Regions from separate parts of the Homo sapiens genome. Here regions 1 and 3 are each linked to region 2. A link is a contact called in ENCODE Hi-C or POLR2A ChIA-PET data. All regions are on one chromosome and are shown on one strand. The core of a region is the stretch at or near the end of the contact, and the rest is flanking DNA. Distances in the headings are between cores, read along the strand shown.

Region 1 (3,121 bases), core at 107-2,606, 470 kb after region 2:
TTTCCTTTTCTATGAGTTGTCTTTCATGTCCTTTGTTTATTTTCCTTTTGGGCTGCTGATCTTTTTATTGATTTGTAGGAGTTCATTATATATTAGGCACATCTACCTTAAAATATGCTATTCCTTAATCCCAGCACTTTGGGAGGCCGAGGAGGGCAGATCACCTGAGGTCAGGAGTTCGAGACCAGACTGGCCAACATAGTGAAACCCCCGTCTCTACTAAAAATACAAAAATTAGCTGGGCATGGTGGGGCACACCTGTAATCCCAGCTACTCAGGAGGCTGAGGCAGGAGAATCTCTTGAACCCGGGAGGCAGAGGTTGTGGTGAGCCGAGATCGCGCCACTGCACTACTCCAGCCTGGGCAACAGAGCAAGACTCTGTCTCAAAAAAGAAAAAAAAAAAATATATACACACACACACACACACACACACACACACACACACACACACACACACACAAACACACATACATATGCTATTCCTTTCCATTCCAGATTTCAAGTTTCACAGTTATAGAAGAACCAGTGTCTTTTCTGTGGAAGAAAAATTCTTTTCTAACAGCAAATGGAGCCTCTTACATTTCCCATAACATAAGGTATCATAATGGGCCACTGCCCACTCACCTGGACTTTGGTCCCTCCTCCAGACACTCTGGAGATGTAGCTCATGATATATTTGGCAGCCACTGTTTTTCCAGCACCACTTTCACCACTAAAGAAAGACAGACAAAGAATCCACCTGAGAAGTGGATTGCGACCAGCTCCCTTCCTTGTCTCCCCCATCACACAAAACAAACAAACAAACAAAAAAACAAAAAAAACAGGCAGAAAAGAATTTTTTTTTTTAAGTACAATACCAGTAGAGAAAGGCAAGTTACAGCAGGATTAGGTCGCCCATGTGACCCGTGTGAGCCGGATTAACATGGTGTGGATAATTACCACTGTGCACACCACTGACCATTAAGCATTTTACATGCCCAATAATGGGGGATATGATTAGGAAAATTATGGAGTATCACAAGGGTGGAATTCTACATAAATTACAACTGACATGAAGACTGTAAACACAGGAAACAAGCAAATGAAATCATGTTAAGTGAAATAAGTCATTCAAGTTATATACAAAACATGATTACAATTTTTTTTTCTTAAAAAAAAGACTGGAACTACCACAAAATATTAACAAAGGCTTTGGTCAAGCCAGAGACTAGAGAAACTTGTTTTAATTCATTAGTTTTCAAACATTTTATAATGCATATGCTATTTTTGTAATTTAAAAAAAGAAAAGAAAAAGTGGGCACTCTGAGGTTTCAAACCATGTGCCTTGAATTGATGCAAGCTTCCTTATTTTAGAAGTTCTAAAATTAAACCTTGAAGCAATATTAATCACATCCGGAGTAACAAAGGCCACCTTCCGCTGGGTAGCCTTCCTGCATGGGGAGAGCCTTTTGTTAATAATATATAGTCTGCTCTTCAAAATCCCCATTCTTCCTACAAAATCCCCCTGAATTGATAATGACCTCAATTCAAAACATGCTTAAGTCAGTCAGATTTTTCATCTTTCTATTGGTACCCTTTGTGTTACCAGGATAGAATTAAAGAACCCCATATCATATAAAATGATGGTGGGAGTTAGTATGAAAAATGCAGACTGCTACAAGTTCATAGGACAATATTTTTGTTCGCGCTTCGCGATAAAAAATTTTAGGGCGCAGAGCAAATGTTCTTCTATGAATATCCAGCCCAAATTAATTGTTATCGATTGCTGAGTTACTCAAGGAAAGAGAAAACATTTGCTTGGGGAACAACCAAGCAAGGTGACACTCCTATTCCCAAAAGGAAACTGAAATTTGAAATAATTTTACATTTCAAAACAAAACAAAAGAAACAAATGAACAGAGAATTGAGCTGGCCATATAGCGAAACTCAGAACTTTGCTGAATTTCCTTGAACTAATAATACGGTTTTAAAGAAATTATGGGGAGGCGGGAACCATCCTCTGTTCAGAGCTCATGACCTGCAAAAGTCTGAACCCACCTATGCAAGTCACTCACCATCCTAGTGCTATGCTCCTGGCTTCCTGGTCACATGAATAAGAAAACCAAACTGAAATTTCGTAAGCTACAGTAGCAAGTAGAAAACCAGCAAGCCTGGGACGAGGTGTCACACTCTTCCAGAGGACATGCTTACTCACAGGCAGCAACTAGGTCGGGCAAATTCAACTCCATGGGGAAATTATCTTTTCAAATGGTTGACATACTCAGATGATGTATTTACTAGATCCAGGGTCAACACACACACTCTCTCATTGGAATTACACGGTTTGGCAACAATGAAACTCCATTTTAGAAGTTGTAAACAATGTAAACATTCAAGAATATTGGAAAGTCCAAGCTTACAATGGCACAACCACCCAATATAATACTGCACAGGCATTTGAAGTACTTACAAAGAGTATGTAGCAACATAAAGATAATGCAGCCTAAGTTAAGTGGTAATGTGAATAGAAGATACTATATTTATAACAAGTTTACAACTATGTGAAAATAATGTATGGGCAAAAACAAATTGACAAGGAAAAAGAAATATTCCTTACTTGTTAGGAGGCTGGTATAGGAATGGTTTTTTTGAAATGGAGTCTCACTTTGTCACCCAGGCTGGAGTGCAGTGGCACAATCTTGGCTCACTGCAATCTCTACCTCCTAGGTTCAAATGATTCTCCTGCCTCAGCCTCCCAAGTATCTGGGATTACAGGTGTGCACCACCATGCCTAGCTAATTTTTTAATTTTTAGTAGAGACGGGGTTTCACCATGTTAGCCAGACTGGTCCCAACTCCTGACCCCAGGTGATCCGCCTGCCTTGGCCTCCCAAAGTGCTGGGATTACAGGTGTGAGCCACGACACCTGGCTCTTTTTCCTTTTCATGTGCTTTCTCATAATTTTCTATTTTTTTTAGATTTTTATGCCGGGTACAATGGCTCGTGCCTGTAATCCTAGCACTTTGGGAGGCCAAGGTGGACGGATCATTTGAGGTCAGGAGTTCGAGACCAGCCTGGCCAACATGGTGAATCCCCGTCTCTACTAAAAATACAAAAACTAGCTGGGCGTGATGGCAGGTGC
Region 2 (3,297 bases), core at 456-2,955:
ATCACGAGGTCAGGAGATCAAGACCATCCTGGCTAACACGGTGAAACCCCGTCTCTACTAAAAATACAAAAAGTTAGCTGGGCGTGGTGGCGGGCGCCTGTAGTCCCAGCTACTCAGGAGGCTGAGGCAGGAGAATGGCGTGAACCCGGGAGGCGGAGCTTGCAGTGAGCCGAGATCGCGCCACTGCACGCCAGCCTGGGCGACAGAGCAAGACTCCGTCTCAAAAACAACAACAACAACAAATTAGCCAGGCATGGTGGCGGGCGCCTATAGTCCCAGCTACTCGGGAGGCTGAGGCAGGAGAATCGCTTGAACCCGGGAGGCGGAGGTTGCAGTGAGCCAAGATCGTGCCACTGCACTCCAGCCTGGGCGACAGAGAGAGACTCCGTTTCAAAAAAAAAAAAAAACAAAAGCAAAAACAAAAACAAAAAAACATATAAGTATGTATTAAAAAATAGCAATAAGAAAAAAAAAGACAGTAAGCTCCATGAAGATATAAGCTCCGTGATCCACTATGGCATCTCCAGTGACAGACAGCATCCAGCAACTTACTTGGTACTAAAATGTATTAAAGGAATGAATGAAATACTACTTTGCAATCTTGTCTGCCTTCTCTAACCAACAGAGGTGCAAAAATATCACATTCTAATTATGTATCAGGTATTTATATGTCTGCGAAGGAAGACCTGTCTCGTTAATTTTTTATCCCCAACAGCCTAGAAAATGTTGAAAGAAAAAAGATGGGGGAAAAAGCCCTTTTCTGTAACAAGTTAGAATAGGACCCACATACATTTTGTTACTAACAAAACGTCCAGCTTGTCTTTCTTCTTTGAAAACTGCATGGCCTTAAGAGGAGTCCATTCTAATTAGGAAAAAAGTCACCTTTTCAGAAGCAGGCGCTTCCCACTCCATGCAAAGTGAAGCCAAGTTAGCAAAACCGCAAAGACTTGGCTAATTCAAATACAAGCTAATTTATTATTATTGGCGCAAATTAGCCACTTTCTTTTGCTACGCATGTCAATGTCCACAATCATACCGACCCTTTCCTGTAGGGCGAATGTCTCACCAGTAGCTGGTGAGAAGCACAGCTCTTCTCAGCCAAAACCGACAGAGACTGGAATTTGTGCAGTGCAGTAATCCAAAGCCGTCGAGTAGATATGCCTGCTTTAAAATCTGCATCTCGTAAGAAATGCCTTAATTTTCCATATTAGGAGCTGAGAAACCAAGTCCCCTGAGCCCTTCAGGGACAAGTTCTTTTCCAAATACTACAACCACCTCCAACCACCCAACAATGCCTCAGGCCGAGGGTGGGCCACACGCGACCCAGCGCTAAAGGGTCACAGCCAAGCTGTCCGCCTCCTGCCTTCCCTTTAAAGAAGCCGCACACAAGGGAGCTGCCCGGGAGTTCAACTTCCGGCCACATAGTGAGAGGATGTTTTCCTACTGGAGCTGAGCCGCGGGGGCGCGCCCCCCGGCCGCGCCCTCCTAGCCACGCCCTCCACGCCCGGCCTTCCGAGAGCGAGCTCGGTCGGACGCACGGAAAGGGCTGGGCCACGTGGGCGGCTGCTGAGTGGTTCGCCTTCGCCTCTCAGCGCGCAGTCAGGCGGAGGCAAGCTCAGAGCGCACGGACAGAGCGGTAGCGCGCGCCCGCGCGCGTTCTTAGTACTCTCCCCGGTGACGTGCCTGACCGAGGCCGCGCCAGGGCGCTGTTGCTGCCAATACAGCTGTCATGGCGTCCAAGGCGCTGGCTGCGGAGAAGTGGCCGCGGTCTCCATAGAGCTGGGGGCGGGCGGCCCGGTATGGAGAGCAGCCCCGAGAGCCTGCAGCCGCTAGAACACGGGGTGGCGGCCGGGCCAGCGTCAGGGACAGGTTCTTCGCAGGAAGGGCTACAGGAGACCAGGCTCGCCGCTGGTGATGGTCCTGGGGTATGGGCGGCGGAGACCAGCGGCGGGAATGGGCTGGGGGCGGCGGCCGCCAGGAGGAGCCTCCCGGACTCGGCTTCTCCCGCGGGCTCTCCTGAGGTTCCCGGACCCTGCAGCTCCTCCGCGGGTTTGGACTTGAAGGACAGTGGTTTGGAGAGTCCTGCTGCCGCCGAGGCGCCTCTGAGAGGGCAGTACAAGGTGACCGCCTCCCCGGAGACAGCCGTGGCCGGAGTGGGTCATGAGTTGGGTACCGCCGGAGACGCGGGAGCCCGCCCGGATCTCGCCGGCACCTGCCAAGCAGAACTGACCGCCGCCGGCTCCGAAGAGCCCAGCAGCGCCGGCGGCCTCAGCAGCAGTTGCAGCGACCCGAGCCCTCCTGGGGAATCTCCGAGCCTGGACTCTCTGGAGTCGTTCTCTAACCTGCATTCTTTTCCCAGTAGCTGCGAGTTCAATAGTGAGGAGGGAGCGGAGAACAGGGTCCCTGAGGAGGAGGAGGGCGCGGCGGTGTTGCCCGGGGCTGTTCCTCTGTGCAAGGAGGAGGAGGGGGAGGAGACCGCTCAGGTGCTGGCGGCCTCCAAGGAACGCTTCCCGGGACAATCTGTGTATCACATCAAGTGGATCCAGTGGAAGGAAGAGAACACACCCATCATCACCCAGAATGAGAACGGACCCTGCCCCTTGCTGGCCATCCTCAATGTTTTGCTCCTGGCCTGGAAGGTACATTCTGCAGCTTTCTACTTCCTACAGCTTTTGGGGTGGAGGAAAACGGGGTGAGGGAGCTGCTGCATGTCAGGTGATGGCTTCCTTTCTTTCCTCATTCATCAGTCCCCTTCTTACATGAAATTCATTCCAAGACTTCCATGTTGAAGGAATATTCCTTTATACATATATCGAAAAGAATTGCCCCTAACCTCAGTCTTCTCTTGTAGTGTTTAAGAGTTCAACATTCAATTGTGGTTGATACACTTAGAAACAAGAAGGACTTAGAGCATCTTAAATCTTATGATTATTTTAAACTATAATTTCCTACATTTTCTTACTGACCTTATCACATATGCAAAAAAGTGAAGAATTGGAGAAAGTAATCTTCAGAAGTTACCATCAATCCGTGATATCATGGACTAAGTTTTCATGGTTATATTTAGTTTGATTTCCAACTAATGCCCCATTTGTGTGTAGATACTTAAGAGAATGGTGATGGGGAAGATGTGGCTCTTTAGACAAATTCCATTTAAGGAAAAGCATTGGTCTGAGACCCAATTACCGTAACTTCTTGGTTTTCAAAGATTGTTTTCATTTTATGCATGATTTTTACTTGCCTCATTTCTTTGGCTCTCCTTAAATGGTTTGGCATTATTACCAGTAACCATGCATC
Region 3 (3,214 bases), core at 327-2,826, 330 kb after region 2:
ATGTGCAAGTGTCTTCTTCATATAATGACTTCTTTTCCTTTGGGTAGATACCCAGTAGTGGAATTGCTGGACCAAATGGTAGAACTACTTTTTGTTCTTTAAGGAATCACCATACTTTTTTCCATAGAAGTTGTACATTCCTACCAGCAGTGTTTAAGCATTCCCTTTTCCCCACATCCACGCCTACACTGTTTTTTGACTATTGTTTTTTGAGGTTTTTTTTCTTTTTTAGACAGGGTTTCAATGTGTTGCCCAGGCTGGAGTACTGTGGCACAATCATGGCTCACTGCAGCCTCAGACTCATGGGATCAAGGGATCCTCCTGCCCCAACACACGGCCCCCCGCCCCCCGCCCCCCGCCCCCCTCCCAGTACCTGGGACTACAGGTGCTCACCACTACACCCGGCTAATATTTGTATTTTTGTAGAGACGGGGTTTTGCCATGTTGCCCAGGCTGGTCTTGAACACCTGGGCTCAAATGATCTGCCCAACAGGCCTCCCAAAGTGCTGGGATTACAGGTGTGAGCCACTGCGCCCGGCCTTTTTTTCTGACTTTTTAATGATGGCCATTCTTGCAGGAGTAAGGTGGTATCTCCTTGTGGTATTAACTTGCATTTCTTCGATGATCAGTGATGTTGAGCATTTTTTCATGTATTTGTTGGCCATTTGAATATCTTTTGAGAAATATCTATTCATGTCCTTTGCCCATTTTTTGATGGCATTATTTTCTTTCTTGCTGATTTGAGTTCCTTCTAGATTCTGGACACTAGGCCTTTTTCCGATGCATAGTTTGCAAATATTTTCTCTTAATCTGTGGTTGTCTATTATTTCTTTTGATGTGCAGAAGCTTTTTAGTTTAATTAGGTCCCATTTATGTATTTTTGTTTTTGTTGCATTTGCTTTTGGGGTCTTAGACATGAATTCTTTGCTTGGGCTGATTATTAGACGAACATTTATTGAGCACCAACCATATACGACAAACGATGTACTAGGTGTTGGGAATACAATGGAGAACTTACATGAATCACCAGTCACACAAATCTCTTTTATCTTTTTTTTTTTTTTTTTGCCTTACTTGAGAATTTGGGTTTTTGAGTAAACGCCATTATTCTCTCTTTTTTTAAGCACACTTTTGCATCTCAACCACCTAACACACTGCATCCCTGAGCAACCCGGAGGGGCCGGTTCCTGCACCCAGGCCAACACAACTTAAACCCCAACACACCAGAAGAGGAATAAAGGCCAACCAACTTCCGCCCACCCACTACAAACGTCGAGAGAAATTCGTAGATGAGGCCTTGTCAAAATTCAGAGGCGTCCTACGTCTGCTTTCCCAATGAGACAGTTCCTTTTTGTTTGTCTCAGAGACTGGGGTTTTTTTTTTTTTAAAAGACTGTAGGCAGAAAAAACACCCCAACCGGCTGTTGTGACAATCAAACGTGTCTAAGAAAATTCAGCCAATGAGAGTGCGAGAGTGCATCTTGTGTTGGCCAATGAGAACAGCGACCCGTGCGCAGGGCCGCCCAATGGGGCGCAAGCGACGCGGTATTTGAATCCTGGAACAAGGCTACAGCGTCGAAGATCCCCAGCGCTGCGGGCTCGGAGAGCAGTCCTAACGGCGCCTCGTACGCTAGTGTCCTCCCTTTTCAGTCCGCGTCCCTCCCTGGGCCGGGCTGGCACTCTTGCCTTCCCCGTCCCTCATGGCGCTGCTCCGACGCCCGACGGTGAGTGTGCCCGGGGACCGCTCTCAGAGGCGAGTCCGTCGGCCCCACAGCTCCCCTGTCGCTTCTCTCATCTGCTCCGAGCTTCTCCGTCCCAACCGGGGCTGCTTTTCTCTTCTCCGGAGCTCACTGCTTCGCCCGCGTCCCTGGCCCTGCGGCCGGTCCTCTCCGGCCCGCCTTTCCCCGTCTGGATTCCGCCCTCCCCTAACCCCTCCCTGCCCCGGGGTGGGAGAAGTGTAGGAAAGCGCTTCCGAGATGGCGCCTGTCAAGTGAGCCCCCAGAGCACTAGGCCTAGTACTCAGCGAGCGATCCCCGAGTGCTCTTCATTGCTAGAGAGTTATCTACTTCCACGTTCCTGGGATTTCCCTCCCCCTTTCTTACAACTCCTTGCCAACTAAGGGACCTGTGATGGCGGCTGGGAGGAGGACTGGAAGGGTTCTGTAGGCAGTAAAGTGTACGGCGTGTTTCATCAGGCAACTGCCAGGCTGTTTTTCAGATTGTTCACATTTCTTTTTGTATGAGTTTCCCATTTATTTCGGCACGCTAAGTCTTCCATGCTACGTTCACTAATAAATGGGTTTGTCCCCTTAAAAAATTAATTTCTTTACTCAAATGTAACAGAGGTTTTTGAATATAATTTGGACCAATGTGGCAGACTGAGAGAAAAGGGTCCAAATTCATTTATTTCATCCTTGCAGAGATCAAAGTGTTATGGTGTTTTGGGTATTTTTCCTGTGGGCTTGAATTGTACCGGGACCTACTTTTTTCCTTTGCCGAAAGCTAGAGGGCCCTGACACACCTGAGTTCCATCATCTTGGCTATAAGGTTAGATAAAAGCTGCCAATTTTCCTATCCAGATGAATTTAAATTGAGTCACATTACCAGGCTTCTACCCATAAGCATTACATTTTCAAACACTTTTTCAGATTGGCAGTTGCTGCTGGAAGAAATTGAAGTGTGACTTTTGAGAATCCTAATAGATTGAATACATTTAGCATTTAATTAATATCCTTTTGTGGATCTAAGTCCAACTGACAAGTAATTTTTTATAATAATGTATTCTATAACGTTATTTAATAGTCAAAACCTTTCTGTTCAGGGAAGGCTTGAGTTTCCCTGGCCCCTCTCTCTGCCTGGTAGATCCACTCAAACCCCTTGTTGGGAGTTTTATTAGAGTCGGGACCCTGAACTCTCAGGGATAGGACATGCTGGTTTTTTGCTTTTTTCTTTTTTAATGAAATGTTTATCACTTCTATAATAAACTTTTTTTGGTATGAGTTGCTTTTCCTAGCAAGTTTTATTTCCAAGCACATTATGTCTAAAGCAGGTTAAGGTCAACTGACAATTTTTATTTCATACAATTCCAACCTTCCCTGAGTTTGGGAGCTAAAACTATATTACTCAAGAAAACTACTTCCATTCTAAATGTCCTTAATATAAGAGAAAATCCATTCTATGGCAACCTCATTTTAAAAAGCTGTAGTTCTAAAAGAT

Evidence for each region. Hi-C counts contacts between places; a loop is a spot of excess contacts on that map. ChIA-PET counts read pairs that join two places held with the same protein, here RNA polymerase II (POLR2A). Pooled maps may share reads with other maps.
Region 1: a loop to region 2 is called in a pooled map, with 4 times the contacts of the local background. The contact joins the enhancer-like site here to the promoter of MINDY2 in region 2. A Hi-C loop is called at or near these places in 2 of 50 pooled maps. POLR2A ChIA-PET finds 5 or more read pairs at or near these places in 2 of 52 experiments (HepG2 and naive thymus-derived CD4-positive, alpha-beta T cell).
Region 3: a loop to region 2 is called in a map of B cell, with 3 times the contacts of the local background. The contact joins the promoter of CCNB2 here to the promoter of MINDY2 in region 2. A Hi-C loop is called at or near these places in 3 of 168 maps with a recorded cell type or tissue (B cell, CD4-positive, alpha-beta T cell and CD8-positive, alpha-beta T cell), 2 of 37 single-sample maps with no recorded cell type and 11 of 50 pooled maps.

Annotation. Positions count from the first base shown.
Region 1 is chr15:59,235,960-59,239,080 of GRCh38, forward strand. It overlaps MYO1E (myosin IE), which reads right to left. Exons shown (of 28, transcript NM_004998.4): 5 at 626-713. Among named protein-coding and RNA genes, the nearest start is that of LDHAL6B, 31 kb to the left of the region's middle. Within about 2 kb of position 1,357, at least 4 of the 41 ENCODE cell types and tissues checked have a DNase peak (open chromatin) inside an H3K27ac peak, as active enhancers do.
Region 2 is chr15:58,769,597-58,772,893 of GRCh38, forward strand. MINDY2 (MINDY lysine 48 deubiquitinase 2) reads left to right here and starts at 1,706. Exons shown (of 9, transcript NM_001040450.3): 1 at 1,706-2,639. The coding sequence starts at 1,800. MINDY2-DT (MINDY2 divergent transcript) reads right to left here and starts at 1,378. Exons shown (of 2, transcript NR_135474.1): 1 at 791-1,378. RefSeq lists an enhancer at 643-1,568 and a silencer at 1,381-1,660.
Region 3 is chr15:59,103,570-59,106,783 of GRCh38, forward strand. It overlaps CCNB2 (cyclin B2), which reads left to right and starts at 1,577. Exons shown (of 9, transcript NM_004701.4): 1 at 1,577-1,723. The coding sequence starts at 1,700. RefSeq lists an enhancer at 1,100-1,389.